Linked DNA regions of Homo sapiens: all the other regions are linked to region 1. The links are chromatin loops, found by intact Hi-C in ENCODE. Cell type or tissue: A673. All regions are shown on one strand. Region 1 overlaps EXOC6B (exocyst complex component 6B). Region 2 has its middle 220 kb from the start of CYP26B1. Region 3 overlaps EXOC6B (exocyst complex component 6B). Region 4 has its middle 340 kb from the start of DYSF. Region 5 has its middle 3.2 kb from the start of CYP26B1. Region 6 overlaps EXOC6B (exocyst complex component 6B).

Region 1 (5,000 bases):
TTGCCCATATATATATATTTCCCCTTCTCTTTCACCTTCCCTAAGGCCTATAACTACCGAGAATGTTGGGCAGGGTCTTTTGGCTTTTCTTCTATGGCCTATGAACTTCTGTCCGCAGATTTTATATTGAGTTTGTGATTGAACTTGGAAGCCAGTAGGTGGTGCATATGGGTCAGTGCTGATTGTGCCCAATGTGGTTGGGTATATATCTGACCCTTGTTTATTGGGAGAAGCTCTCTGTTGCCTCAGGCAATGGTCTGATCTGTGGAGTGCACCCTGGTCTCAGCTCCCAGCTTTGCCCTGGGGGTTAGGGGAGTGATGGGTAAGATGGGAGGGGTCAGACCCAGCAGGCCCACCTACAGGTCTGCCAGTGGAAGGCACAAGCACTAGTGCTGAAGGAGAATCCAGTGGGGGGCCACCAAGTGCCCAGAGGTATGCCTAGGTGTGGAGCAGGGAAATCTTGGTCCCAAGTTCTCTGCCTTGGCCAGCAGGGGCAGGGTGCGGGAGGTGGAGGCAACCCAAACTCCTTGTCCAGGAGATGAGTGCTTGAGGAACTTGGAGATCTGCTTGGGCCTCGGGTAACTATGAGAACTTTAAAGATGGTATAGTGACCACCTTCCTCGATTTAAATAAAAAAGGTCCTAAGTATAATAACCTTATTGATGGAAATCCTTTGGGTCATGATGAAGGTGTAAGAAAACTATTTGTCTATTTATTTGTTTTAAAATATCACATGAAACACACATGCATGTGTTCACATAAACACATTCCTACGGACAATAACATACAAATAACTTTTTTGAGATTATCTGAAGATGGTCTTTTTCCTTCATTTTAAATCACTTTTTTGTTTTGTTTTCATTTTGTTTGTTCGAATCTGATACTGGAGTGGGTTGCCAAAGAAAGATGTAGTCCAGAGCCAGTCCTGATAAGTGTGAAAAAACCCTGGTTTGAAACTACAGCTTTTTTACAGTTAATTTTGTTTGGTGAGACTTGAAGTGGCATCTTTGGATTCTTCCTATCTTGATTTTGACATTTATTTTCATGGTTATCCTTTGGGCTTCAGACACTAAACAAGGGATCACAATTCCACTTTACTGTATTGTTGATGGGATGTTATTGTAGCTTTGGTTTCTCTTAGCCTGCGGAGTTGATATGTGACTGGTTTATTCAATTGTATGATCTCATGGAACAGAAGTAAGAGTTAGGAGGAATGAAAAGAGAAGGTGGGAGAGTCAGTACAATGGTATAATGCTAGGGCAGTCTGGTTGCTTAATCCATGGGACTCTCTGAGAGGACTTTTGGAACTGACTATGGAAGGAACAAAGCAAAGAAACATTTCTGTCAGCTCCTTTTCAAGGGTTGTTTTACTTCCAGATTGTGCTGCAGGAGTGCTGAGTACTTCTTGTGGGGTTCCACATTCTGGTATTAGAAAAGTCCTAGGGCAGGCAGCAAGAAGTGTACTGTAAGTATCCAAGTATCCAAGTAACCTGATGTCAGGTTATATTATGTGATGCTTCCAGGCCTGTTCAGAACTGGTTGCTGATGGTAGCTGGAATAAGAGGTGAAACAGAGGATTTAAGTGGAGCACCAATGGTGTCCATTACAGAAACATAACACTTGAAATGTATGTAAATGCAAAATTTGTTATACAGTGATATTAGATGTCATTAATTATTATGTATAGAAATATTGCTGGGTTTCAGATGTTTCCATAGTAGATAGTGAAACAAGATTCCTGGCCGGGTGTGGTGGCTCACACCTGTAATCCCAGGACTTTGGGAGGCCGAGTTGGGTGGATCATTTGAGGTCAGGAGTTCGAGACCAGCCTGGCCAACATGGTGAAACCATGTCTCTACTAAAAATACAAAAACAGAGCCGAGCATGGTGGCACGTGCCTGTAATCCTAGCTACTTGGGAGGCTGAGGCATGAGAATCGCTTGAACCCAGGAGGCAGAGGTTGCAGTGAGCCGATATCGCGCCACTGCACTCTAGCCTGGATGACAGTGAGACCCTGTCTCCAAAAAAAAAAAAAAAAAAAAAAAAATTCTTATTTCTTTTTCAGAGGCAAGATAGGTAAAGCTTGCTTTTTTTTGTTTTTCGTTGTTGTTGTTGTTTGTTTGTTTTAATTCAAGAGACTTCACATGTATTTTCTCATTTAAGCCTTGTGGCAGCTTTGAGGTAGGTTTGATTAATTTTTTTTTATATATATAGATAAGGATATTGCAGAGAGAAGTAACCTGCCCAATTAATAAGTTGCAGAGTAAGACCTATCTTTCTCCAAGAAGCTTTGTTTCTCCCCTGTTATTGAAGCCTATATAATTATATTTGGCCTCTAAGGCCTAAATCTTCTTTTCAACTAGTTTCTTATTCTAAAGGTCATTTGTTTGTATGCCTCTAATCCACTAGAGGTCAGTATTGGATTGAGAAAGTCAGGAGCCTTTAGCTTTTGATTCTTATTATTTTTAACTCTCTGAGTCTTATTGCTAGGTAGCCCTGGAAGCTGCATTCCACAATAAATGTTTATTTAATGGCCTGTGTAAGATGCCTCATAGACACACTTTGACAGTTTTAGAAGTGTTAATAGTGAATTAGTTTGACAGTCCAGGTTAGGTCATGCTTGTGGGCTCTCCTCTAACTTCTAATGGGTAGAAAAGCACTCAAGTCAAGTCTTTTATAAGTTTTTATTGGGCCAAATCTCATTTTCACATGAATTCCCTTTTGTTACCTGTTGCCTTTATATAATAAATATCTAAATTTACTATGTGTATGCCACTTTCTGGACTTGGGGCAGTCTAAGAATGGTAAAGTGTTTTTCTTATCCTGAAAGAGTTGTATACACTGAGGTGCTTTACTGTCATTTTCACCTGGATACCCAACAGGTTTAGGGAACTCATCTTTTTTTATCCTGCATTCAACTTACTATTTTCATGGTTCCTATTGCTTGGAATGGCCCCACTGTTTAGTCATCACGGCCAGAATACTTGTAGTTATTCTTATTTCCTTCTTCTCTTCCATGTACCACATTTAAGTCAGTTAATTCTGTTACTTTTGCTTCTTGTAATCTGTTGCTACCTTTATTCAAGTTCTCATAATGTTATTTGGACTGTTTTAGTGATGTATATTAGATTTTCTATTTCCAGTCTTTGTCTTCTCTCAGTTGACCACTCCTTGACTCCTAGAGGGTTTGTCTGAATTGTAAAGCTGATCCATTATTCCCCTGCTTACATTCTTTCATTGTTTCTCTAACATTGAAACTGCTTTATATAGCATCTTTATCTCCTGTTATTCCTTTATAACCTATACTCTAATTATACAAAGTTACTTGCCGTTTCCTGAGTGGATAATATTTTTTTCATACATAGTCCTTCTCCTGCTGCTTCATTCTTCTGGAATGGTTACTTTTTTCATTTATCTCTGAAAAATCATATTTATTTTTTATCATATTTATCCTTTATTTGTTGATTTGCTTCCTGTAATAGTATGATGTGAGATTCAGGGGTCAGGGTCTCCATCTTATTTCTTTGTATCACCAGTGTGCAACACAATGCTTGGTACCATGTAGACTTTTAACACGTGTTTGACTGAAGGTAGGAGTACAGAGAGGAAGCATCATGAGTTAGAGCAGTGAGAAATTGCTTCCTAAAGGAAGAAGAATTGTACTTGGGTTTTGTAGGAAGGGTTAGATTGAGGCAAGGAAAGGTAATCAGGTAAAGAAATGGCGTAACTAAGGATATAGAAGTGGAAATTTACCCAGCGTATTAGGAGGTAGAGCCTCATCCAATTGGAAGATTCATCTTGGAGGGTATTGGGTAAGTACATTGGAAAATTAGGTTTAGCTTCTATTATGGTGGAATCTAAGTGTTAGATTATGAAGTTTAGACTTGTTTAAATCCCTCTCCCCACCTGCCCAATTTCCCTTATATCTAATTGACATGATGAACAAATGTGGTTTAAGAAGAGCCTGGCTGTATTAGGTAGGGGGATTGTAATTGGAAGGTGATGAGTTCCATTTTAGGTGTGATGGAAATGAGGTGATGGTGGAACACACATTAGTAATAGGAAACAAGACCTGTGCTACTGGGTTTTGGGAGAGTAGAAAGAGTGATTTGAGAGATAAGTGTTTGAGGAATAAACCTTGCTCAATTTCTCTATATTAGGAAATCAGAGAAGAATATATATGAAGTACTCTTGAGAAAGAGGTGGTTAAGTGTGTAAAAATTACTTACAAATAGAATGAACAACTAAGAAAATGAAAACACCTAGATGCTTTCTAAGATCTAGCTGCTGTTTGTATTCCTTGTACCCCTCTCCCTCTATTCCATCCCAGTCAGCAGAAGTCAGTCAGCTGCTTCTTTGACACATTATTATAATGATGGTCTCTGAAGGGATAGAATCAGTGATCTTGATGAAACAGCATAGCATGTTAGAAAAGATCTCTGAAGGGCTTTTTCTTTTTTTGATTTTCATGGACTTCAATGTCACATTTTCATTTTAATATATATTATATGTATTTATATATTTATATCAGTATTTAGTCTTCACCACCTCCTGCCAGTACCATAACATACATTTTGAATAGATGATAACTTTCATTTGTTCATTGCTTTTGAAACACTGACAATATTTTATTGATTGTGAAGGAAATATAATTAACTTGGGATTCAATAAAATACGACTTATGAAATCGTTTGGTTTTGCTGTACTGCAAGAGGATAGAGTTAAGGGAGCAAATGATCACTCTCTAGTTGAAAGCTTGCTTTTTAAAAATATGAAAGTTTTAAAGGAAGTTCTACCTTCCTTTGTGCCCCGGAGTCCTTGATCCCTTTTTGTATATTTTGCATTGGAAGTAAGTGGGGAAGAACATCTTACTTTTGAGAACAATAGAATATTCTATTTAACTTGGTTTCTGAAAGGCTTGGAGGATATTGTGTCTTATGTACAAACCTAAATTAAATGATTTGGGGTACTTCTCTATCTCAGTTTGTTACTGAAGCCAT
Region 2 (5,000 bases), 660 kb after region 1:
GGGGAGGTGCGGGGTACCTCCTGGAGGTCAGCCTCCTGGGTACAGACAGGGTGGAGGAGGGTGGGGCATAAGTCTAAAGGGGCAAAACAGCAGGTACTGAGCACTGCTGTGCACTCGGGGTTGGGAAATCGGCATGTGGCCAGGGGTGTAGTAAGTGGGTCGCTGGCATTCAGGTTCCTCAGCTTGTTTCTTCTATTGTAGTATCAGCATGGAATTGAGCTGGCTTAGCTTTGAGGTTGTTCTTGTCCTAATGACTTTGTGGGGATCAATGTGCCGTTGCTATGGGCGGCCAGAGTAGCCCAGTTGTGGTCACTGCATGGTGGGTGACCCTATTAAATCATGCTTGGGGTTGGGGATTATCCCATGGAACTGATGTTAGGCGTCGACAGTGGTCATGGATTTCCCTGGTGGGAGGGCATGTAATTGGTTTGGGAGTACAGTGAGTCACTGGTTAGGGGTCAATATTTGAAACAGTTAGAATGGGGATCGAGATTTATCCAAGGGAGCTGACAATCTGTATAGTACCTTTGCATGGATTTTTTAAAAGGCCCCTCTCTGGACAGAAGCAGCCCTGTCCCTGTGGGATAGGCATGGTACATCAGGTGCAGGTTAGATTTCAGCCTCCACTTGTCCTCTCATCTGGGTGCCTTTGGGCAGTGACCAACCTGCACTACTGTACACGTCAGCCCTGGGAGCGGTTGGGGTCTCTAGCAGGGTGTCCTCACTAACCCAGCCTCAGCGGTGCCCACGTCCTCCAGCCCTCTCCACAGTTGTTGCCTCCAGCTGTCCTGTTCTTTCACAAGGAGCCTGGGTGGGTTTCTGCAGCATGAGCCTCTGCACTCTGTAAGGCTTGGGAGCTGGCTTCCTGGAGTGAGGGTCAGGGTCAGGGTTCGAGTCCTGGCCACGTCGTATATGTGTCAGAATGAGCAATGCCTTTTTAGGTCACATATACTTTGGACTTCAACACTGCTTTATGTAGGCCGTAAAATTAATAGGTGGGAACTAGATTTATGGGCCCCGCTGGGCTGTTCTTTGCTTGTTAGGTTAAACACACTGATTTCCTGGTACAAAAGTGCTTGTTAAAATAATCTCCCCCAGCATGTTCAGAGGGGACATATCTGTCTTTTGAGGGGGTTGGGAGAAGATCGCGGCGCCCCATCCCCACCACCCCTGCTGGCCCACCTGTCATGGCCTCCCCCAGCCCCAGCTGGGTGTATGATGGAATGAATGATCATGTTTCTGGGTGTGAGTGGGGGGCCTAGGGAAGGAACGCACCTCTGTGCAGATAGCACCAGAGCCAGATGCACCCTCGTGTCAACCCCCATCCACCCTGAAGAGCCACTGGCCTTAGTTCCTGCCATATCTCGAGAAGGAGGGCTAGAATCAGAGGGAGGTGTGTGTGCGGGAGGCACAGTGTGGCTGGAGGGGAGCCAGAGGATGTCCTAGCTGTCGCTTCTGAAGACTTGGAAGTCAGAAATGGAGGCGGAGAGGAGGCACAGGCCCTGCTGCCTGAATGCCTCAGCTTCTTCCAGCTCTGCACGCCCTCAGGTGACCCTGTGCTTGCAGATACACGGGGCTCCTCCTCATCTCCCACAGTGCCTGAGGCAGGCATCCTCCCTGAATGACTCACCCCTCCCGGGGGGCAGAGACTGTCTTGCCACCTCCTGCCCTGGTGGGGTACCCTTTCTTCCCCTGGGGGTATGTCTGGTGGAGTCACAAGAGGGCTGGATTTTGCAGAGCTTGTCAGGAACTTCTGACAAGAACCAGGTTGCTCACAGACGTTCTGGGCAGAGCAGGGGCCGGAGCATGTTGGGTCCAGTTGAGGGGAAGACAGTGCTCTGAGCAACTGCAGAGACACCCCTACAGTGCAGGAAGAAAAGCCCAGGCTGGACCAACTCAAGAAGCGTGGTTGGCACTTAGTGGGCCCATGAGATGCTGGTTGAATGACCGTGTGCTGATGGAGTGCTTGGTGCCATCTGCTTGCTTGTTTAAATCCAGCTCGTTTTGAAACCCTCTGAAGGTGATGTTTCCCAGTCCTTGAGCCCATGGCAGTGCCTGGTTCCATGGAATTCCAGGGTGCTCACTGAGCTCCTTTCCTCCCTGCTCGTGTTTTTTCAGGCATCATGGCCTGTTAATCTCCATGGCTTGTCAGTGTTTCCCTCCTAGGCTGCACTCCTCACCCTCCTCTGTCAGCCAAACTGCTCAGTCTTGGAAACTCACTTCAAGACTGCTCCTCTAGGCTCCCATTGCCTTTTGTATTTGATATTTGCTGTCATTTTGGTAAAACACATGATCTACTCCATGCCTAATTCTCTACATGTGTTCTCACATTTCATCCTCATGAGGTCAATATTATACCCAATTATAGATGGATGAAAAAACTGAGGCCCTCTGACATCAATGAACATACCCAAGGCCACCCAGCCAGCAAGTGGAGGAGCCAGGCTTTGAGTCCGGGTCTGAGGACTCTGGTCATTGCTCAGCCCCACCACCTGCTGCCCTGCATGTACCTATTGTCAATCATTATGAGGCTTAGAATCATTGATTTGTAAAACCCAAATCAGCTGGCTGGGCCCCAGGAGCAAGGATATTGTCTAGATCTCTTTTGAGTCCCTAGCCCAGTGCAATGCTAAATGCATGGTAGAAATGCAGTATCTGCCTATCAGTTGAGTTATGATGTTACAACTACAGAGACTTAGGCCTGGGTTTAGACTGCCTGGTAAGAATCTTGGTTCCAGTATTTCCTGCCTCTGAGGCCTTGAGCAACGTACTAAACCCTTCTCTTACTAAACCCTTACTAAACCCTTCTCATGTGGAAAATGAGGCTAATAATAGTACCTATCTCAAAGAGTTGTCGTGCAGCTTCAATGAAATGCTCTGTATAATATGTTTACGACAATGCCTGGAATACACGCTAAGAGCTCAGCATCTCTACTTTCTATCACTATCCTAACCGACTTGACGCTCTTCTTGTTCTGAAATACTGCCACCTGCTGGTAGGTTCCAGGTGCAACCACCACATGCCATTAGTGCCCAGAGCAGCTGCGCCTCAACTGGCTCCCACCTGATCCCTCCATTTGGACCATCCTCCTCCCCTCCACCATAAGCCTTGCTGCTCCTCTCCTTCCAGACCCTGCACACAGCACCTCCTTCTGGGAGCTTCCTTGAGTATCAACCCTGCACAACAGTGAGCACAGAGCCATGTCTAGCTTTCTTTCCCCCTCTGTGCTCCCATCCCCTGACTATTTATTTGGTTGCATGACTTTTAGAGCCAGGATGATGTAGATTTGGACTCTGGTGCCAACACTTAGTAGCTGTGTGATATGGGAAAAATTACTGAACCTCTCTGAGCTCCACGGTTGAAGGACCCCCAGTAAACAGTTCTGTTATTATTCATCCATCTACCCTCTTGTTTCAGTCAGCCTCTGGTGTCCCCCTCAGCTTCCCACAGAGCACTGCTTGCCTTCTGGTTCCCAACTGCATACACCCTCTTAGCAAGTTCTGAAGATTTGTCCCTCCAGTAACCACGGGGCAAAGGGAACAACGCAAGGAAGGGGTTGCCCCGAAGTCAAAGCCCATTGTAATGGTCACATGGAAGGACCTAGGTCCTCACTCTTTTAGTTCCATTCTTGGTTCCCATGTGTTTCATCTTAGGCCTTGCTTGGAGGGGACCCAAACTTCCTGTCTCTCCTGACCACACCCCATGCTCTCCCAACACAGCAAGTTGGAGGAGCTTGGCTTACTCCAACTCCTTCTGGAGGGGGATCTCATGGGGACTGATCTGTAAGCATGGGGGCTGGACCACAAAGTTCTCCAAGGTCTTTTCTAGCTCTGGCATGCTTTGTATCTGAGTCAACCATATTTTGGCTTAATGACTTCCAAATGTCTGCCTGGGAGAACTTGCCTTTGCACCAGTAGCTGACACCACCCCACACAGACCCATGAAAATTTGCCAAGCCCCAAAGATGGGAACTAGGTGTCCTGCTCTTGAGGGAAGACTGACTTCTCTTTCAAATCCAATCCAAGAAGGTCCGAGGCTGAGAAATAACTTAGGTTCTGACTCTGGGTGGGAGACAGTCCTGGGCAACAAGGCAACTGCTCATCTCTCCCATCACTTATCTCTAAGATGAGCACAGCATCCTACTGTGATGGAGGCCTCTGCAGGCCCCTGAAATGCACCACCCATGCCTGTGATCTCACCATGAGCCTCCCTCTTTTGGGTTCAGCATTTGCTTTACAAGTTCATTTTAAACATAGCTTTGGCCCAGGAAGGGTGGCATGTTTTGTGCCTGTCCCTCAGGGATGTGTGAGTTTTCCAGACCCTCGCAGGCAGCCTGGGAGTTCTCAAAGAGGCAGAAGGCGGTGAGGGAGGGCTCCAAGGGGGCCGAGGCTGGGGAGCAGACACTCAGACAGCCTTCACTGTGGTGCAGAGCCTGCCCACAGGCCTGGTGGATTAGAAGGGGTATTTGGTGAGTCCACAACCAGCCCGCGGCGGCAGGGAGCTTTGCTCAGACTTTGTAGACCATCCAATGGCCTCTTTCAAAACAGGATTTTGATGAGTTAAGTGTAAATGAATCAGAAACACATGGGTTGGATTTCCCTCCAAATGCAATGGGGTTTGAATACAGCCCAGGGAGAGAAAAGGGGGTCTGGGAAGGAAAGACGTGGCTTAATCAAACAGGTCTTTTCTTATTTCTATTAACTGTTGCCACCACTGCCTCATGACTCCATGTCCTTTATCATCTGGCCACCCCATCCTCAGGAGTGGGAGACCTGGGTCTTTGCTGCCTGTGCCCAGCTGAGGACCCAGGGCCAGCCCTAGTGGCATCAGACTCAGGGGGAGCTAGACTTTCCTAGACTCTCTCCGGCTGCCATCCAGCATGCCTGGCAGAGGCACTGGAAGGCTTTTCTCTGGAGACAGTGCTTCTGCTCATCCTAGACTCCTGAGGTGGGGGGACTGGAGAGAAGAGGGTAGAGCTGGGGGGGTGCAAGTCCTCCTT
Region 3 (5,000 bases), 170 kb before region 1:
AACTAGAAATCCTCATCAGTTAGTCTCCTACCTTTTTCCATCTTCATCTTATATGGAGGACCTCCTCTGTGCCAGGCTGTGTGCCAGCAGGTAGAGATAAAATGGGTAAGACATAGTCTCTCCCCACAAGGAGATTAGCATTCTAGTATGGGGAGATTGGCAAGTGAATGGACAATCAGATATAGTTTAATAAATTCTGTAAAAATGATAATCACCGAGGAGGAGCACATAATAGAATCTATGTGATTAGGGAAGGTTTCCCAGAAAAGGTGCAAGCTGAAAATTGAGAGGCAAATGGGAGTTACTCTTAACTAAACTAGAAGCAAAAGGAGAAGAATGGCCTAGGTCCAGGGAACAAGATTGCTTTGTAAAGTGTGTAGACTCTGACTTGCTCTTGGTTGTTTCTTTGATTTGCTTGTTACCTTTGAAGACTGAACAATGTTGCATCATTTAGGATACTTTCCTTTGCAAGTAGCAGAATATCAAGGGAAAGTGGCTTAAACAATGGGAAATTTATTAAGTCATATAACATGATGTTTGGAGATAGGGCTGTTTCAGGATTGCATCACTATCAAAGAGCCGAGTGTTTTCCATTTTCCCCTTTGCCATTCTAAGATTTTTTGGGCAATATCTTCTTCCTTTTCAGAATGGTTACTGCATCCTCAAACATTATGCTTTCACAGGACAATGTCTAAGGCAGGAAAAGCAGTTTCTTTTCCTGAATGCTTCAGGAAAGAAAACCTTTTCTTGGATCCTCACTGCCAGATTTTCCTTCTCATTGGTGAGATAAGTGTGTCACTGACCACCATATATTAACTGGTCACTCACAAAGAGAATGCAATTACCATGATTGGTTTACAGACTAATTAATATTTATCCTTTGTGGTAGGACAGAAATATCAGAATGAATTGGGACTCTTCCAATAGGAGGAAGAAGAGAATAGTTGTGTAGGCACAACTAATAGGCAACTTACTCATCTTGAAGTAGAAGTTTGTCTCTCTCTCTCTCTTTTTAAACCACTTAGCTTTGTGTTGGGCTTCATATTGCATTAGCTTTTTCTGTTTTCTTTGGGGGTCAGGCCTAATTGTATCGTAGCAAGCAATTAATTTTGATTAAGGCATTTAACTTGCCTGGGCCTCAGTTTCCTTGAGTGTACAATGAGAGCTTTGTCTTCCATCTCTAAGACCTGTTTCAACTAACATTTTGGGGGCCCATGCCACCTGCTTGCTTTCCTTGTTCAAAGAGATAGACTGATGCAGTAGAGAGGACACTTTCTAGCTATGTGAAGTTGGCAAGTTGCTTCATCTTGGGTTACAGGTTTCTCATTTATAAAATGGGAATAATGTCTAATTTATAAGATGCATTGGATTTAAATGAAATAATGCTTATAACATTATTTTTCCTCCTTCTTTGACAAGCAAATTTGAATTAATATAGGCTCTAAGCAAGTGATATAATCCTGTAGTGGTTTGGTACAGGTGAATGGTAAATATTTGTTCAACAGAATTACTCAAGTGCCATTTTATAAATTAAGATCTCTTAATATGCACATGAAATTTAGGTGGGCTATGGATATAGTATCATTATGAAATCTAGAGCTATGCACCAGATAGTTATACGAGGATAAATAATTTACTTTTTGCACAAACCGGTGGTTTATTTGGGGGTTTTTGGAAACCAGACTCCACATGGCAGCATTTATTTAGTTGAGTCAAATTTAGGCTATAAAAAGTTTAGTTAATTTCCATATATTTCTTCTTGTTTGCCTTTTACTAAGTACTATAGTAAAGTATATACTTTACTAAGAATATTATTGAGATTATCACAAATAATTAAACTAGTGGTGCAGTTTATTCCATAGATTGTCTTGTTTAACTGCAACATAACCTGGACATGTCAAAAACCTATGCCTTTGTTCTCAAGATCCTGCTTTCTAATAGTAATGGAAATTTAAACATTAGAGTACCTTACATATCATTTAGTAATCAGCTATAAGTCTCTGACCAACAGGTATTATGGAATATAGTTTTTAGATTTTTAAGCGGTCCTGTTTACTTGTAAGGCCACATCATTTCAAGGAATGTTAGAAAAGGGCCATCACTAGATGGCAGTCTTTCTCTACCTTAAGGTATTAAAAGAAAAAAATGCCACACTTTGTTCGACTGCATTGTTGACTACTGATATTAGATTAGCTTCAGTAGTAAATTTCTGACCTTTTCAGTGTTTAAGTCTTGTTTATTTTTGTTTTTAGCCTTTTATATCTGATGGATATGTTGGTTAGCAAAGTGTTATATTTAAATGTGCTTGAAATGCTGATTCATGGTGAACTGTTAGGTAGTGATCAGTCATAATTGCCTCTTCCTTTGGTAGACAATTTGAAATAAAATCTTTAAATTTGTGGTTTTTAACCTATTTGGTAACCAGATGGAAACTATTGGAAACTTTTTTTCTTAAAAATGCATATATGTACATCTACCTATATATACAAAATCCACCTAGGATCTGGGAATCATGGATTTCCTGAAACATACCTATGGAACACAAAGTCTTTTAAATATAGTCTTTATCCCCTGTTTTAAATATGGGTGTTTTACGTTTTATTCTTTCTTTTTTTTTAATTCTCAAAATACTCTGGCGATCTACTGCAAACCTTTCATGTTATTCTGCATAATAATTAAAGAGAATATTACAATCATAATGGTCCTAAGATAGGAGTAACAGATGGAGAGTAGTGATAAGCAGGTAGAAACTTTATTAACTTGTGTTTTATTTTGTTTTTTAAAGAAATGGGATCTCACTATGTTGACCAGGCTGGTTTCAAGCTCCTGGCCTCAAAGCAATCCCTCTATCTTGGCCTCCCAAAGTGCTGGAATTACAGGTGTGGGCCACCACCCCTGATCCATTAACTTGTTTTGAACTACTGCCTATTTATACTATTCTACAAATGTATGATCTTAGCATTGTTGACTAAACTTGAAAGTGGAGGCGAACTGTAGATACTTAAAGCTAAGCTAGTACTTTTAAGAGAATTGTAATTGATTGCTTCCTATTTTCTAGATGAGAAAGTTGAGGGTCGGAGAGATTAACTGGATTGGCCAAAGACCTATATATAGCAAGCTAATTACAGTGCTAAGATGAAGGCCACATAGTCAGGCAGCTAAAATCCACATTTCCTTTCTTAGGTTTTTGATTTTTTTTTTCTTTAAATAGGAAGATCAGAGAGCCTAGGGAGGCATTATTAATATAAGTTCTGCATTTCTTAACTTTGGAATTTGCTTTTCTGTGAGGTTGTCTTTTGTGACGTTACCGTAGATCTCTGGAGGGAAGAAATGAAAAGAAGTTTTACCCAGTAGAATGAACTATACTTGCCATTTAACTTAGAAGTATATTGAGTCAAGTCAGGGTGTACTGAATTTGAAACCAAGAGATTGTCTACTATTGAATAATATATCAGCTTATGCAATTTATATTGAGGAGTTTTCGGTGATTCTTCACGTTCTCCAAGTGTCAAGGTAAATCAGTATCTTTACATGGAAACCTTTCTTTTCCTTTCCTTTGAAAGGGGGAAAAGTTAAGCTTATTTGAGATTACTTGAAATGTCAACGGTAGATTCTCTTATGTATTCCAAACAGCTTTTTCAGGCAAGTGGTTATTCTACAGTTTTCCTACTTGTCAAAGCAGAGATTGTTTATAATTTATTTGACAATCTCCCTTTATTTCAAAGGAAGGAGAATGAATCCAGATTGCTCTGCCTTTTCTGAAGTAAGTGTTCAGAATCTTGACTGGAAGCCAAACATGTACAGTCATATGTTGCTTAGCAGAGAGGATATGTTCTAAAAAATGTGTCATTAGGTGATTTTGTTGTTGTGTGAACATCATAGAGTATACTTACACAAGCCTAGATGGTATATAGTCTACTACACACCTAGGCTATATGGTATAGCCTATTGCTACTAGGCTGCAAACCTGTACAGTATGTTGCTGTACTTAATACTGTAGGCAGTTATAACATACTGGTAAGTATTTGTATATCTAAATGTAGAAAAGGTAATGTGTTGCACTACAATACAAAGCCTATGACTTCACTAGATAATACAGTGGGACCACCATTATATATGTGGTCCATCGTTAACTAAAACATTATTATGCAGTGCATGACTATTCCTTTCATCTATGGCTACTGCTGAGTTTTGGGTGGTAGAACTGACCTCCTGTGGGGGGTGTGGTTTCTGATCCAGAGGATCAGCATAGTGATCCAGTACCCAGAAAGGATTATAGAACCAGAAAATGTTGGCAATGAGCAAATGAGTATTTCTTGAACAAATGTCAGAAATCAAAGAGTCCTTAGAGATAGTGTTAGTCATTCTTTACTCAGTGAATGTTTACTTATTGTCTACTACCTGTCTGGCACTGTTATAGAGGTACAGTATGACAGACAAAATTCTTGCCCTTGAACTTACAATCTAGTTGAGGTGGGTTGTGGGGAGGCGGAGATAGACAACATATCATGGACGGTGAGGAGGAAGAGATTGTTCAAAGGTATAGGGGATGAGCATTACTAGTATAAGAACTGCAAAAACAAAATTCTTGAGGCGGGAAGAGGCTTTAAAAAAAGCCAGGGTAGCTGGAACTTAGAGGATGGAAGGGAATTTGGGTGGGAACTAGAGAAAGGAGAGAAATGAGGTTAGAGAGGTAATGTGAGGTTACATTATGTAGGGCCTTACAGGCAGCAGTAAAGAATCAAGATTTTAATTCTGATCATTTTTGTTACTGTGTGGAGTGTCTGTTTTGGGGCAGGGGGTGGAGTAGATGGAAAGTGCAGAATGGAGACTGTCAGGAGGCTGTTGCATTGGTCCATTGTGGTGGTAATGTAGATTTAGATCGTGTTTTAGTGGAAATGGTGGAATATGGTAAATGTTAAGACATGTTTCGGAGGTTGAGTTGTCAGGACTTATTAATGTATTGGATAGGGTATGTGATGGAAGGAGATAGATTAGGA
Region 4 (5,000 bases), 780 kb after region 1:
TTTAAAGCCCCTCCCACTCAAATCACTTTGTATTTGGGTTTCCTGAAATTCCCAGTAAACCAGAAACAGGCCATGTAACACTTCAGTCCTCGTGTTTCAGGACTGAGCCTGAGTACACGTAGTACACATGTCCCTCTCCAGGCCTAGAGAGGAGTGGCAGGTCACTTAGCCCTAGCCTCTAACTGAGAACAGCACCAACTACCAAACCTGTCTCCTGAGTAGCTCTCCTGCCTTTAAAGATATCTGAGTCTAAAACAGAGGCAGGGAAAATATTACTGGCTGCCCATTTCTAGCTGTGGCCCAACCACTCTTTCAGGAAGTCTCCTTGCAGCTGACTCAAACCTTTATGGGTGTAGTTCAAGCTTGTTTCTACCTGACTTTTTACAGTGAATGTTGGAGCCCTGGTGCCATGCTATGTTCATTGGCGCTGGCTTTCAGGGGCACAGCAATATCTACAACACCAGGGCACAGAGTTTAGCCAACTCCTTGGAGATCTGGTTAGCACTGGGTGCTACTTTACATGCAGTGGTCTCAGAGAACTATGCAGGCAGGGCTGGGTTCTTCACTTTACCCTGCTGGGAATGCTCTCACCAGGCATGAGTGACCAGGCCCTCAGTTTCCAGTATTTTCTAAGGCAACTGCTGCTGACATGGGCTGCATCCCTATGGTCATGCAGCATCCCTGGAAGCGGAAACTCTTGTGTTCTTGGATCCATTATGAGATGCAGTCCATCTCCCAATGGTGTTGAATCATAAAATGCAGTATTCAAGACACAGTGAGGTTCTGCAATGCTCCTTCGCTGTTGAAAGCCCCTAGGATCTGATTGGTTTGGGATCAAGGGCAGACACTGGGATTCCTCCATTTGAGCCCTTGTTTCCCTTTTCTTTACTAATGGCTATCTTCAGCATGCAACAAAGACCTACGAACATTTTGTCTTTGCAAGCAAAACAGCAGGGGAAAGGGGATGGATGGAATGGAGCCCCTAATGAGCCTTTATAGTATGTGTGTTATCCTAGAAGGACCTCAAAATGGCCCAGTGATGCAGTCCTAGCCATCCCTATTTAGTCTCAGAGGTGGCCTTGGAAAAAGACCCCTTCTTTCTTTCTGGGAAGGAAGAAGAGGGAGGGAGAGAGGGTAAGGTCTTTGTTATCAGTCAGCCCCGGTTCAGCTCAGCAATGAGTGTTTCTCCAGCCTCCATCCACCTCTTCCCATGCAGGTAGGCTGTTTTATGGCTGTAAGTAGCAGGACATTCCATCTTCAGCTAGACAACATGGTGAGAGAAACTGATGATCTTGTTTTCTAAGAAGGTTCATCAGGGCTCCTGTTGCATGCTTCTGAGATGCTCTTGGCTTGTCCTCATCTGTGTCACGGCTTCATCCTCAGATGCTGCAGGCATTCTACCATCTCATCTAGGCATGGATACGACCAGAGGAAAGCAAAGGACTTGTTTTCCTGTGTCACTGTATCTCTGTCTTGGGTGTGAGAAAATATTTCCTCAAAGCCCCCAACAGACTCTTCTCATATTTCATTCCTAAATTGTTACAGGCAAGAGAATTATCGTGATCAGCTAAATTAGTTCAATCAGCTGAGACTCAGGGACCTCCCAAAGGTGCCTAAGAGGCTGTTCCAAATCCCTCCAGGGGTGTCTTCTCTGAGCTCCACCTGCACCAAACAGTGTTATGGAAAAATAAAGGCTGCCCTCCTGGCACCGTCCTGCCCAAGGGGCTCATAGTCCGAGGGGGTGTAAGACAAAAGTAGCAGAGCTAAGGCAACTGGCAAGGCAAGACCCCACCTCACTCACTCCTCTTCCCAAGCTTCAGCCACTGTGTTCTTTGGAGTCAGACAGGGAAGGCCCTAGGGAGAAAGTGGAGCCTCGGCTGGGCCTACAAGAAGGCATCTAATTGCAGAAAAGAAGCAGAGGCAGACCCAAGGTTGGACACTTGGGGGACAGTGTAGAACTGAGTAGGTTGGGTAGAAAGAGGGGACAATGAGATCAGGAAGGAAAGTGGAGGCAGATCTGAGAGGAAGGAAAGCTTAGTTGCGCTTGGGCAGGTTTCTTCCCTTCCCCAAACCAGAGTCCTCATAAAAGGTCTCCTCTCGGGAGGACATGTGGGGCAAGTGGACAGGAGGAGAAGCTGGGGACCCAAAGGCCAGAACAGGAGAAGAGAGCAGCCCAGAGGCTGGAGATGCCCTGCAGACTGCGCAGAAGCAGAGCTTCTCCTGTCCACCCCTCCTCCAGGGAGCCCCTGGCAGGGAAGGAGGCACCAGCACCCTTGAATTTACCTTCAGGTCCAAATGACAATTACAGTGGAGACAGGAAAACTTGGGAGAGTGTGCCCCCCACTGGTCAATGGGGACAGAACTGACTGCCAATGCAGGGCCCGAGGCCAGACTGGGAAGGCTTTCAGGCCTCCGTTCATCTCCCCCAGGAGCTGCGCAGGCTGGGGGAAGAACAGCAAGCGCCCAGGACATCTGCCTTCTGGGTCCTGGGAGGGACTGTGGGGCCTCTTCTGCTCTGGAATCAGCCTAGGCGCTCCTACTGCTGAGACCCTGGCCTTGCCTCTGCGGTCCGTCAGAGAGCCCAGGACAGACGGCCTCCGTGTCCACATGCCAAGGGCACCTCTCGGGAGTCTCTTTCCTTCCCCTGGCACTAGGATTGGCAAAGTTACAAGGATGCAGGGTTCATAGGGGAGAAGTGGGTCCTTCAGAGGGCAGGAGCCTAGAAGCCCTAAATGATCTTCTGAGGAAGGCATCCCAGTGAGGGGGCTGGGAAGGGCAGACTCCCAAAGATTTCCCAGCCCAGCTGGCTCCAAAAATGAGACTGAAGCTCCAGTCTCTCCCAGCCCAAATGGAGGGAGGGGTCCCTTCCATGCTGTGAGGAGCCTCACAAGGGAGGCTGGAGGTCAGGGTTTTCTGGCCTCTGGATTCCACTCTCCTGGGTGTTCAGGCTTATAAGGAAACCTAGGAGTTGAACGAATTCATTCCTTTCTCATTTACAGGAGAAATCACACCTTTTAAAAAGCTTTCCCCAGACCTTCCTAATACATAATGACGTTCTCCATCACCTCTTTCTTTCTCGCCTGAATCCCTCCCATTGCAGCTTAAACCTCTGGAGAAGAGTGACATGTTAGGCCAAAGGCCACAGAAGAAGAAAATATGACTCCCATCTTTGGGGACCCCCTGTCTGATGGTGCCTGTCCTGAAGAGACTTACTGCTTCTGGGGTAGACTGGTTAGGCCCTCCTCAAAGGAAAGAGTCCTGAAGCAGACAAATATACAAAGTAGAGCAGAAATCATAAACACATTTTATTTCTAAATAATTTTAAGACCACTGGCATTGTAGCAAATTGTAATATATTTCCAGAATCAACTCAAAGAGATTTTTTTTTATAGCAACATATGAAAAATGTCATTTAAATATCCACCAGCAGCTGCACCACATGTTGGGCTCTTAGGAAAACACTTTCATTCCTTTCATCAAAGTCCCTTGATTAATGTTCCACTTTTCTTTGACACTTTTTCCATAGTTTAAGAAAAAATTCAAAGCCTGTACTATTATCTGGAAGAAAATTAAACCGATAAGATTTAATGTCTGCTATATTCTACAGTCATGGCAAAAAAACAAAATATATAGTTTAGGCCCTGGGCCAAATGCAAATGAATATTAAGCAGAGGGTGCATCCCCACTGGAGGCTTTGGGGAGGGGTGGGGCTGGAGGAAGATGGGAGCAGCAAGGGCCTGGATGGGGCACGGGTGGGGAGAGGCCGGTGTGCAGGCTTACAGACCAGCCTGGAGGGAGGCAGGAGTAGGACTGGGCAGAGGTGACTTCCCAGCTGCAGTGTCCCGGAGCAGAGTTGGGAGGTGGGGAGACATGGCCCTGGGGGGACACCAGCAATGCCCGAATGCCACCTGCAGCAGGGCCAGCGACATGGCTGGGATTTTGTGAATGGGACTCAGAGGGAGGCAGCTGATGGGGGCAGAGGAGAGAGAAGGAGAGAACGGGAAGGAGGGAGGAGAATGCAGCAAGCTAGAAACTGCGCCAGTGGGAAGGCTGGGCAGATGGAGTGAGGGGAAATCGCAGCATGTCTGGCACGACAGCTGATGCCATAATTTAAAGGTCAACTCAGTGGAAAAGGAAGAGAAAAGGGGGGAGGGGGTGGTGTTGGAATGACTTTGCCTCCACAGTATGGCTCTTAACCCCTCCCATTCCGGTGCAGCTCGACTTGGCCTTTTCAGCCACTGGACGGTGCTTGTCCTCTCGACTTGATATCCTCTAAGTTCTGGGGACCCCCTCTCCCCTGCAGTATGGGCTCTGCAGGTCAGCAGACCTGGCTCTGCATCCTGCCTCCTCTTGTTACATCAGAGTAGAAGCAGCTTAACCACCCTAAGCCTCAGTTTCTTCATTCACAAAATGGGGATGGTAACACCTCACCTCCCTGGGGTTTACTGTACAAGTTCAATTGCATAACAGGGCAGAGGCTGGACGAACTCACTTAAAAATTCAAATCTTTCTGGGCTTCCCTAAAAGAAGTAGCTTTAATTTACCTTTGAGAAAAAAAAAAAAGTCCCTTTGTTCTAGGAAAACCACCATTTGGACAAATGAAACCTGGCAGCCATATTTTGTCCCAAGGCATCCTTTGAAGGCAGCTGGTCACCCTTGGACTAAAAGCTGTGAGGTGACATTGCCTCACTTCCTGCCTTCCCATTGTCTGTCCCCAGTCCTCAGTCCCCAGTTCTTTTAATACACAGGTATATCTTTTAGCAGTCTCTCTCTCTCTCTCCCACTCTCGGCTGGCTGGGCTGCTTCTTGGGGAGGAATGTTACTTTTCTCCATATGGATTTGGACTGCCTTGTGCCTATAAATTATGGCAAGTTCTTGGGGAGCTGTGAAGGTTTTTGTTGGAATAGTTATTTGCTAGAGGGCTGAAGAGGAAACCCCAAGGGGTGCAGGAAGGACTTGGAGGCATAGGTTTCAACTCCAGCTGGGGGAGGCCGTGTAAA
Region 5 (5,000 bases), 430 kb after region 1:
CTGGAGGGAGGGCACGAAGTGGGGGAAGGGTAGGCACCTGGGCCTCGGGATGAATATCTGGGGCCACAAGCTGGGTTCCAGGGGAAAGCGGCATCCCTGACCCACCGGAGTCACAGTTTCTGCTCTGGCTCTGGAGAAGGGTCTGGGCAGGACCTGCCGCCCCAGGTCCCTCTCCTCCATAGCTCCTCAGAAATGTCGTTTCCCCATGGGACTTGGTATCTTGCAGGCAAAGGGCCCCGCCACTGTCAGGCAGTGTACCAAGAAGACTTAGAACAGAAGGGAGCCAGCCCGAGGCCCTGGGAAGAATGAGAAGGAGCCGAGAGCTGAGTTTTCCAAGGACTCCTTCATGCCAGCAAGGCAGGACAGGACTAAGAGCAAAGAGCTCCCTGAGGCGAAATCCTGGGCTTTGTCCCTCAGGCTAGACAGCCCAAGGTGCAGGCCAGAGGCTGGGAGGGCTTTCGCAAACTCTTCTGGTCCCTGAACACACGGCTCTGCCTCCTGCTCACTGCCTCCTGGTCTCTTTGCTCTCTGGACTCCCTGGCCAGTAGGGCCAAGTGGTCGTCTTGATCCTGGACATTTTCCCCCTTTCTGTTTGGCTCCGGGTGGAAGGATTAGAAATAATTTTAGGGGAAAAAAAGCAAATTAGCATCAATTGAAAAAATTCAAGGCCAAAACTATACAAAATTGAGTGTAAAATTGACAGCTCCTTCTGTTGTCGGCTTTAGTTGTCAGAAGCATGGACATTAAACAAAGAGAAAGCTGCCGAATGGACAGGATCTCATGGCTCCTGGAGATGTGTGCTTGTGTGGTGGGAGGGGAAACAGGACAATACAGTGTGTGTGTGTGTGTGTGTGTGTGTGTGTGTGTGTGTGTGTGTGTGTATGTGTGGCGGGAGTGGGCATTGAGGGACTCTGGCCCTCTGTTTTCTCATCAATGCAAAATGTAACAAGTAAATCTAATATCTAAAAATAGTATTATCTCACTATTTTATCTCACTGAAATATAATAGCTGTGGAAGAGAATTACTGGCTACACAGGACTGCACGCATGTAAGGGACTTGTAAGGGGTAATGCCTTCATTCTCCTGGGTGTAGCAAGTCCAGGGCAGACAGTACCGCTGTGTAGCTTTGTGTCTTTGTGAGCAGCAGGACTTTAGGCAGACCTGCCCCTGTATGCAGTGTTTTCTGAGCTAGGGAAGTGGGTGCAGAGGCTGTGCTTGCCCATTGCCTGCATATTCCGAGTGCCTGAGGCCTACCTTCTGTATTTCCCAGGCCCTTTCTGCCAAAGACTGCAAATGTCACCAGGCAGAGCTCCACTTGAACCAGCATCTCCTTACTCATGTCCCAGGCTGCTCTGACTGATTTCAAAGTGCCAGAAAGGCTACAGGGTCGTGTGACGCAGGCCCTGAACTGCAGCACTGCAGGCAATAGCTGAAGCCTGGGGGTATGCTCTGGGCCTATGGGAAAGAGTTGTCTCTGTGTGTGTGTGTGTGTGTGTGTGTGTGTGTGTGTGTGTGTGTGTGGTGGGGCGTGGCAGTCTGGGAGTTCCTACAACCAGCCCGGAGGGAGAGGGATGACCACTAGGCAACAGGCTTATCATCCCAAGGCTAGAATGAGGCAAATATTCCCTCCTAGAACACACTTGTGCTCCCAAGTGCCTCAGGGGTTGAGCTGTGCCGCAGCTTTGGGGCAGTCTACAAGGGGCCAGTCATACTTTTGTAGCCAAAGTGATACTTGGTAGTACTGGGATTCAGTCTGGACTTTGAGACAGGGTCAATCTTTGACCAGGATTAAGGATCATTCTGGGATTAGACTCAGAGGTCTGTTTTAGGTCAGGGTTACAGGCTAGACTGAGGTTTGGAGCAGGGCTCTGTCTGGGATCAGAGTCAGAAGTCTATCTGAGGTTAATGAAAGAAAGTCCTCTGATGGAATCTGACTGGCAAAGACAGTTGCCGAGCTTTCTCTGTCCTAGCCACCCTCTTCACAAGCCTGTCCATGGCCTCAGCACCCCCACTCTCCACAGCACCTCCAGGAAGTCTTAGAGTGGAGTACCATGCTCTCCTTTTCATCTTTCCGAAGTACTTTTTGAGATTTGAGCAGAGAGGCGGTTCTAATTAGGAAATCCAGCAACTATTGCTGTGGGGCTGTGACATCCCTGCAGACTTTCCCCAGGATCCCACTTGGCACAGGGTGTAAGGACTCAGAATTTCTCCTCCACAACCCTCCCAACTCCTCCTCTATACCTGAACAGGAAAAGAGGCTGAGCAGTGGAGGACAAAAGGGCACAAAGCCACCCCCACCCAGGAGTGAGGGGATGGGAGGAAGGCAATTGGCGTGTTGGGGGACTTCTGGGGCTGTGATCCCCACACGGCAGACACCTCCTGTGGTCTCTTGGGTTGGTGGCTGGAAGGTGGGTGTTTTGTGACTGTGACAATGATCCTTTGTGTGTGTGTGTGTGCTCAGTATCAGCCTGTACATCTATCTGCATCTCTATAAAGCTGTGTGCATGTCTGTCCTTTAGGAGATGGAGATTTCCACAGGTGAGTTTTCCTGGGTTACCTTGCCCATTTCACCACCTTGTGGCCAGTGCTGTGTCTGGGGGTCAGGCTAGATTCTTAGAGCTCTTCAAGCCAGCAAGACCTTAACAATCTCCCCCAACCCCATTTTATGTTAGCCTCATCCTCAGATAGGGTGTGGGGTGGCTCTGGCACTTTGACGTGCCCTGTTCAGATGTGACTGTTTTGTGAAACCACCCTGCTTCGAGGGTGCTTCCTAGCCCCCTGTTTCAGGACCACAGTGATCCTGACAGGGCCTTCGTAAGTGTCCGGCCCCAAGCATCCTGGGGTGGACGTCTGAGGTCACTGACACAGGAGCGGGGTGCTTTGGGAGCCTACAACCCGGCCCTTTGGAGCTGATCTCCCACTATGAAGGGCGAGTGCGGAAAGGGAGCAGAGGGAATTGTTTCCCCGAATCTGTAGTACTATAACTGCCCACCAGGTGGGGTTCCAGGGCAGAGAGTGAAGCCGAGGTGACCCAGCGCTAGGAGCTAGACCAGCGTTTAGATCTCCTGCCACACCAGCCTCGGAAGCGCTCACACAGGGAGGGACAACACATCTGTGCGCACCTTAGACGCTCACACACATTCTCGTCTCGTGAACTCTAAAGCAGAACTCGTACTGGGTGCAGGCAAGGTGTTAAAAGCGGAGTCTAGTATCGTTGACACACACACTACTCTAAACTAAAGATGGGATATCGACTCTGGCTCCGGGAGTGTGAGAGTGAACGCCAGAGCCAAGGGGGGCTGAGGGAAGCAGGATGCACGGGAGAGAGAGGGGCAGACATTAGCTAGACCAATGTCGGGGTTGCTGTACGCAGCTCCATGTTAACACAGGCTCGCAGGAGGAGAGGCCAGATGACAGATGCACGGATGCGCAGACACACTCATGGCTCTACAAAGAATACACAAACCCACAGACATACCACGTCGCTCCTCAGACGTCGGGCCGACGCAAGGCCACGCGCGCGAACACACAGGTGCGGCCCCGGGCCACACGCACACCGTACACAGGCACGCGCGCCGGGCCCTCTGCTGCCAGCGCTGAGAAGGTGGCCGTGCTCACCCAGCATGTTTATTTACTCATTTGTATCAATGAACGTTTGTGCCCGTCTTCTCCCGCCTCTGGGTACCGGGGCCGCCGCGTTTGTCCCCGCGCAGGACACTTGCCGGACCAGTATCGGGGTTCCCCGACGCTGCGGGCGGTGGAGGGGGACTACAAAAGCAGGGGAGGGGGGTCCCAATGTGCAGGAAAGGAGGGGCTGCAGAGTCAGCAGCCTGGGACGCTGACGGGGACAGGAGAACCTCCAGGTTCCGTAGGGTAAGAGACATATGGCGGGGGCGGACCTTAGCATCGGAGGTGTGAGGATATAGGGATCGGGAATGGGGGATCTGGCTTAGGGGGATTGGGACTGGTAACTCAGGGGTCCCTGGAGATAAGAGCCAGCGGGATCCCGGGGGTTGGAAGCTCGGGACCCTAAGGCACAGTTTCGAGGGCTTTGGGCGCCTGCCAGTCGAGGGGGCAGTCCGGCCAGGACCTCCGCTGCCGGGGCTTCGGCCCAGGAGGGACTGCTCGGAGCTGGAGGAGGGGACCGCTGACCTGGGAAGGAGGAAAAGAGGAAGGGAAGGAGCCTAGAAGCCAAGCAGGCACTAAGCGAGTGCGCACCGTGTGTGCGGAGGTGTGTGTGTTGTGTGTGTGCGCGTGTGTGTTGTGTGTGTGTGCGCGTAGGTGCGCGCGCGTGTGTCTCATCTCGTCCGTCTGTAGGCGCTGGGCTCAGCGAGACGCCGGCGAGAAAGAAGAGGAGGCGAGAGGTGAACTGAGTTTGATCCTGCGGCGGCTACAAGTGGGTCCCGGGCGGGCTGCGGGCGGCGGGCGGCGGGCGGCCGGGGCGGGGCGGGAGGCCGGGCTGCGCTCTCCAGCTCCGGCCGCGGGCCCGGCCTCTCACCACGCCTCCGGCTTTGTGAGCGCGCGGGTTGGGGCGGGGGGGTGCTGGCGGGGCGCCCACGGCGCAGCCTCCCGCCTCTATATAAACACACGCATCGCCTCGCTTTGGACTCAAATTCACATTGAGAGAAGCTTTTAAAACCACCAGCCCTGAAATCCTGCCTCCTGCTTTTCCCCCTCTTTCATTCCTTTTGCCTTCCTTTCTTTTTTCCCCATTTCTTCCCCCAGCAGCAACTCCAGAGCCGAGAGACCGCGTCCCGGGACGGACTGCCTTTTCTTAATTGATACAATAGCCCAGCTCGGGTTTTCCACCTCCTCCCCCAACCCCACCCCGCCTCACCCCTCCCGCCCGCTGCCGCCGCCGCCGCCGCCGCCGCCGCCGCCGCCGCCCCATCGCCCGCCCGGGGCTCTGTCGCCGGCTGCGTCCCGTCCCGGCCGCGGCCCGCCGGCTCCGCACCCGCGCTCGGGCCGCAGCGCCCGCCTCGCCGCCTCGCCCGCCGCT
Region 6 (5,000 bases), 68 kb after region 1:
AGGCCATATGGTCTCTTTCACAACTGCTTAGCTCTGTTGTTATAGTGCAAAAGTAGCTATAGATGATACGTAAATGATGAGCATGGCTATGTTCCAATAAAACAATCTTTATAAAAACAGGCAGTGGGCTAGGTTTATCCCATAGGCTATATAGTTTGCCACCCTCATCTAGGGTGTATATAGTGGTACGGAATTACATTTCCCAAATAAACATCCCAATACTGGCAGCTTGTTCTAATTGCAAAATAATGACTTTGCAGTTAAAAGAAAAGGAAATAACTTGGATTCTTCATCAGGTTTATTTTTTTCAGATTTAAATTGTTTCAATGTAATTAGTAGTTATTAAAATATATCATAAAAATTCCCTAATAAAGACTTTTTTCATTAATATGAATATTTAGGCAAGACAATGCAGGCTACATTTTAAATGCATAATAACAAAAAGCCACAAGATTGTTCAAACGTAACTTCACATTTTTGAAACCTTTGTATGATGCCTTTTCAAGACTTTGATGATAGAGTCCACATGATGGGAATTATTTTGATATTTTGTGCATTGGATTCTTAAAATATATAGAGAATACATTATATATATATATGATGTATATATTAGCTTTTATGATCTCTTTAAAATTTGTTTTTTTGAAATGCATTGATGGCTGGGTATTTTCTTAATATAACAAAATTTGCCTCCATTACCTCTACACATTTTCCTCTCTTTTAAACTACTGGATAGCATTGTTAACATTTAATAGAAATTTAATAGAAATGTAACTCTGATCTCTCTAGGAGTGGTTATGAAGATGTCATGATCACAGACATAATTTTTGGTCCAAGTAGTCTGATTTCATTTATTCTACTGAATAAGTTTCTTCAAGAAAAAAATGACCACTAACTTTGCATTTGATGGTATCTCTTAATGCTTGTCAAACCCCAGAGAGAGTAATAAAACTGTAATTTCTGACAGCTGTGCTTTCTTTTTTCCTCAATCTTAGCTTTTTTGTGGTTGAAGATCACATTTTACATACAACCCAGGGCTTAGTAAATAGAGCCTACATTGATGAACTGTGGGAAATGGCACTTTCAAAAACCATCGCAGCACTCCGTACCCACTCGGTATGTAAGAAGCCCAAGGGAAGTTGTTATTTAGAGCTGATTATCTATATATTCAGTGTTTTACTGCTTTAAAATCAACATATGTATGTCTTTGGAATCACTCACTTGGAGCTATAGATGTCCTTCAAAGACATAGAAGTAGCTGCTTCAAATTATCACATTTTCTACCACTGAGCTCACTTTTATAGAAGCCCTTTGCAATAAGAAAATAGCAGCTAATATCTATTGATTATTCTCTCTATGTGTCAGACGTTGTTCTGTTTACTTCATACATATTCTCTTATTTCATCCTCAATACAACCCTAGAAAGGTAGGTATTATTATTATTATTATATTTACCTTATAGTCTGGGAAATTGAACCTGAGAGAGGTTAGGTAACCAGCCTAATGCCATACAATAAGAAGTAGAAGTCGGATTGAAACCCAGATGGTCTGACTCTAGAGCCCATGTTCTTAGCCACTATACCATTTTGCCTTCTATAGTGCCTGTTAATATTATAAACACTGATTTGGAGTTCACAGTTCTACTGTTACCTTTTGAAAAAAAAAGTTCATAACATATTAAGCTGCCCAATGTTCTGTTCCCATGATCTATTGATATATTTTAATGTGGCATATATTTTTGGTGATAATCCACTTTATTTCAGTTATAGAATGCTGGCTCTGAATTCCCTTCCTTCTTTCCTTCCTTCCTTCCTTCCTTCTTTCCTTCCTTCCTTCCTTCCTTCCTTCCTTCCTTCCTTCCTTCCTTCCTTCCTTCCTTCTTTCCTTCCTTCCTTCCTTCCTTCCTTCCTTCCTTCCTTCCTTCCTTCCTTCCGTGTTTCTTAAAGATTGATTATGCTTTGGCAGTGGGAATATGACAATGAACAAGATAGATAGTCTTTGCTCTCAGAGAGTTATATTTTGATTGGAAGAGATATCCAATAAACATGTAACAAGAATGTCAGACAGTGATCATGCAATGCAGACAATGAAAATAGAATGACAGATTAGGAAACAGGGTGTTTGCTTTTGAAGTGGCACTCTGAGATTAGAATATCAATGAGTCACCATTTATGCAAAGAAGACCAATTAAATGATCATTTTAGTCCTAAAGAACAGTAGTGCAAGGGCTCTTATCTCAAAGTGTTTGAGGAATAATAGTGAGGAGTCAATGACGGAAGATAATTTAGCATTAAAACAATTTCTTTAAGTGACTGTAGTATCCATCTAGTTGTGCTAGCTAGAAACTTAAAAATCATCCATGACCCATGAACTCTCTTTTCTAATTAATCAGCAGGTGTTCCAGACAGAGTAAATACTGTGTGTAAAAACCTATTTTAAGGGAACATAGCCCTCTCAGAGACCTGAAAGAAGTCCAGAGTGGATAGAACATAGGGTGAAGTAAGAAAAGAGAAGTAGGTAGATGCCATGTTATTTAGAATCTACTTGACCTTTTAAACAGTGGGCTGAATGGAATGTGTTACGTATAGATGTGTTCAAGGTGAAGGTGGGATAACATGGAGTAAGATGATCAGATTTTCATTTTGAAAGATTGTTTTGGCTTAAGTGTGGATAGTGGATGAGGGGTAAGAATGAATTCAAAAACAATTACTAGGCTAGTCTAGTATTCCAGGCAAGTGATAATGATAGTTTGGGTCAAGGAGTGATAGTAAGTATTGAGAGATATGGTTGAATTCAAGAGATTTTTAGGAAGTAAGATTAATTGTACTTTCTGATGGATTAGATATAAGAGGTAAAAGGAAAAGAACTATCAAGGAAATGCTTAGGTGAATGGTTTCCTTTCTTGGATGATAGTGTTAGCAGTTTTGATAGTTTGGAGCGGGGAGATGATGAGTTTACATTCGAAATGATTACTTTGTGATGCCTTTGTGCCATCTAAGCAGCAAGTTCTAGGAGATTGGTTAATATGTATGTGGGTTTGATCCAAAGAGGATATGTCATTATTGAATATGTTGCAAATATTTCTTTCCTTTTATTTTTGCTTATGGTTTTTGTTATAGTATACAGAACTTTTAAATATTTATATATCTGATAATACTTAAGTTTAATTTTCTCTCATTTTACGTATGTAACCAAGGACTTGATCTGACATTTTTATCATTTTATTCTTCTGTTATAATAAAATCTGGCAAACTTGAAATGTTTTTTACATGTTTTTGTGTGTTCTGAGATTTTTAAAAAGTTGCTTAACTATTTTATAATTAGATTTTTACACATTTATATGTTTACAACCACCTGTTGTTTACTCTCATTTATAGTATGATTAAGGATCTCATTTTTTTTGTAGTGGTAGTGCACCCATTGTCTTCGGATCATTTTTTGAGTGCCTTACTTTTTCCCCATTGAGTTGTATGTTCTAACATATAAACATTATAAAAATATGTTTCTATATTAGAATAGAAATTTTGATTATTAAGAACATTTTAGTCATCATCCCTTGCATGGTTATTATTAGCTTTCTGATATATAAATGTAAAGTCCCTTTTTTAATATATAAATAAACTATACAATATATAATGGGTTTTAAGTAGGAACATGCTGTGTTTTTCATTTAATGTCTGATGAATATGATTTAATTTTAATATATATAATATTGCATTGTAGGATTATATTATTATTTTTAATTGATTCATTTGATATTTTGGGCTTTTAAGAAAGTTTTTGGTTTTGTTTTTTTTCTAGCTATTAAAAGCATTGCAGTAAATACTGTTATAACCATGTCCTTACACATGGTTATGTGTAAGGACTTAGAGCAAGTTCTTAAGAAATGAAAATAGTGAGTAAAAGTATTTGGACATTTCTTAGGTTCTAGGTATTGCTCATTTGCTCTCCCAAACTATTGAACTATTTAACACTCTGAGCAGCATCTACTAGAATGCCTATTTCCCTATTCTTTTTATTCCACAGAAAGTTATGTTTAAAAACAGAAAATAATTTCTAATTTCAGAAATTGTATCTTATTTTATTATGCTTTTAAAAAATAATACTGATATTAGGTCGGGCATGTTGGCTCACTCCTGTAATTCCAGCACTTTGGGAGGCCGAGGAGGGCAGATCATCTGAGGTCAGGAGTTCAAGACCAGTCTGGCCAACATGGTGAAACCCCGTCTCTACTAAAAACACAAAAATTAGCCAGGCATGATGGCATGTGCCTGTTATCCCAGCTAGTCAGTAGGCTGAGGCAGGAGAATTGCTGGAACCCAGGAGGCAGAGGCTGCAGTGAGCTGAGACAGTGCCACTGCACTCCAGCCTGGGTGACAGAGCAAGACTCTGTCTCAAAAAAATAAATAAATAAATAAAAAGAAATAAATAAAGGAAAAATTAATACTGATATTGAAAATCTCTTCCATGTCATTTGTATATCTTCATAGAATTTCTTGTTCATATACATTGTCTTTATCTTATATTTTCATGTTTTTAAATATTTTACTATATATTATTAAAACATGGACATTAGCTGTTAATATTAACCTCATCTGACAATATGTTGTAAATATTTTTTCTTAATTTAATGTCTCTTACCTTTTCTGCAGCTTCAAAAAGTTTTAACGTTTTTGAGTAGTTAATTTTATTGATATTTACTTTATAATTTATGTGTTCTTCATTACAAAGCATATGTGTTTATCTTTATTTGATTTTAGTATTTCTGTAGTTCCTTTTTCTACAACCATAAAAAATTTATTTTAGCATAGGGTATGAGATTGGACTCTCTTTAATTATTTTGAAAATGACTCATCACTTCCAATAACATCATTGTGATAATCTACTGTCTTAGTGGGCTCAGGCTACTGTAAGGAAATATCATAGACTGGGTGGTTTAAATGACAGAAATTTATTTTCTTATAGTACTAGAGAATGGAAGTCAGAGATTAAGGTGTCCA

Evidence for each region. Peaks named below come from ENCODE experiments on the same cell type or tissue, not always from the same donor. Only the 100,000 strongest peaks of a DNase experiment are listed, where the experiment ranks them.
Region 2: a loop joins it to region 1, with 14 times the contacts of the local background. A loop is called at or near these places in 69 of 110 quality-filtered maps.
Region 3: it touches region 1 in a loop (3-fold over the local background); 24 of 110 quality-filtered maps call a loop at or near these places.
Region 4: a loop joins it to region 1, with 2.9 times the contacts of the local background. A loop is called at or near these places in 11 of 110 quality-filtered maps.
Region 5: it touches region 1 in a loop (7-fold over the local background); 48 of 110 quality-filtered maps call a loop at or near these places.
Region 6: it touches region 1 in a loop (8-fold over the local background); 3 of 110 quality-filtered maps call a loop at or near these places.

The regions. Positions count from the first base shown.
Region 1 is chr2:72,577,183-72,582,182 of GRCh38, reverse strand. All of the region lies in intron 6 of EXOC6B (exocyst complex component 6B), which reads left to right. Among named protein-coding and RNA genes, the nearest start is that of EXOC6B, 250 kb to the left of the region's middle. In A673, CTCF peaks have their summits at 117 (motif pointing right), 319 and 2,395 (motif pointing right); a DNase peak (open chromatin) is centred at 2,422; H3K27ac peaks cover 3,014 bases.
Region 2 is chr2:71,922,125-71,927,124 of GRCh38, reverse strand. No RefSeq gene overlaps it. Among named protein-coding and RNA genes, the nearest start is that of CYP26B1, 220 kb to the left of the region's middle. In A673, a CTCF peak has its summit at 3,010 (motif pointing left); a DNase peak (open chromatin) is centred at 2,984.
Region 3 is chr2:72,743,072-72,748,071 of GRCh38, reverse strand. The region is part of intron 1 of EXOC6B (exocyst complex component 6B); the gene reads left to right. Among named protein-coding and RNA genes, the nearest start is that of EXOC6B, 80 kb to the left of the region's middle. In A673, a CTCF peak has its summit at 2,103 (motif pointing right); a DNase peak (open chromatin) is centred at 2,131.
Region 4 is chr2:71,799,553-71,804,552 of GRCh38, reverse strand. No RefSeq gene overlaps it. Among named protein-coding and RNA genes, the nearest start is that of DYSF, 340 kb to the right of the region's middle. In A673, a CTCF peak has its summit at 2,336 (motif pointing left); a DNase peak (open chromatin) is centred at 2,342.
Region 5 is chr2:72,148,528-72,153,527 of GRCh38, reverse strand. No RefSeq gene overlaps it. Among named protein-coding and RNA genes, the nearest start is that of CYP26B1, 3.2 kb to the right of the region's middle. RefSeq lists a silencer at 2,176-2,351. In A673, a CTCF peak has its summit at 2,988 (motif pointing right); DNase peaks (open chromatin) are centred at 3,017 and 4,597; H3K4me3 peaks cover 1,786 bases; H3K27me3 peaks cover 750 bases.
Region 6 is chr2:72,509,248-72,514,247 of GRCh38, reverse strand. It overlaps EXOC6B (exocyst complex component 6B), which reads left to right. Exons shown (of 22, transcript NM_015189.3): 11 at 996-1,116. Among named protein-coding and RNA genes, the nearest start is that of EXOC6B, 310 kb to the left of the region's middle. In A673, no CTCF peak of the experiment used is centred here; DNase peaks (open chromatin) are centred at 87, 1,027, 1,657, 2,177 and 1 weaker place; H3K4me3 peaks cover 3,352 bases; H3K27ac peaks cover 5,000 bases.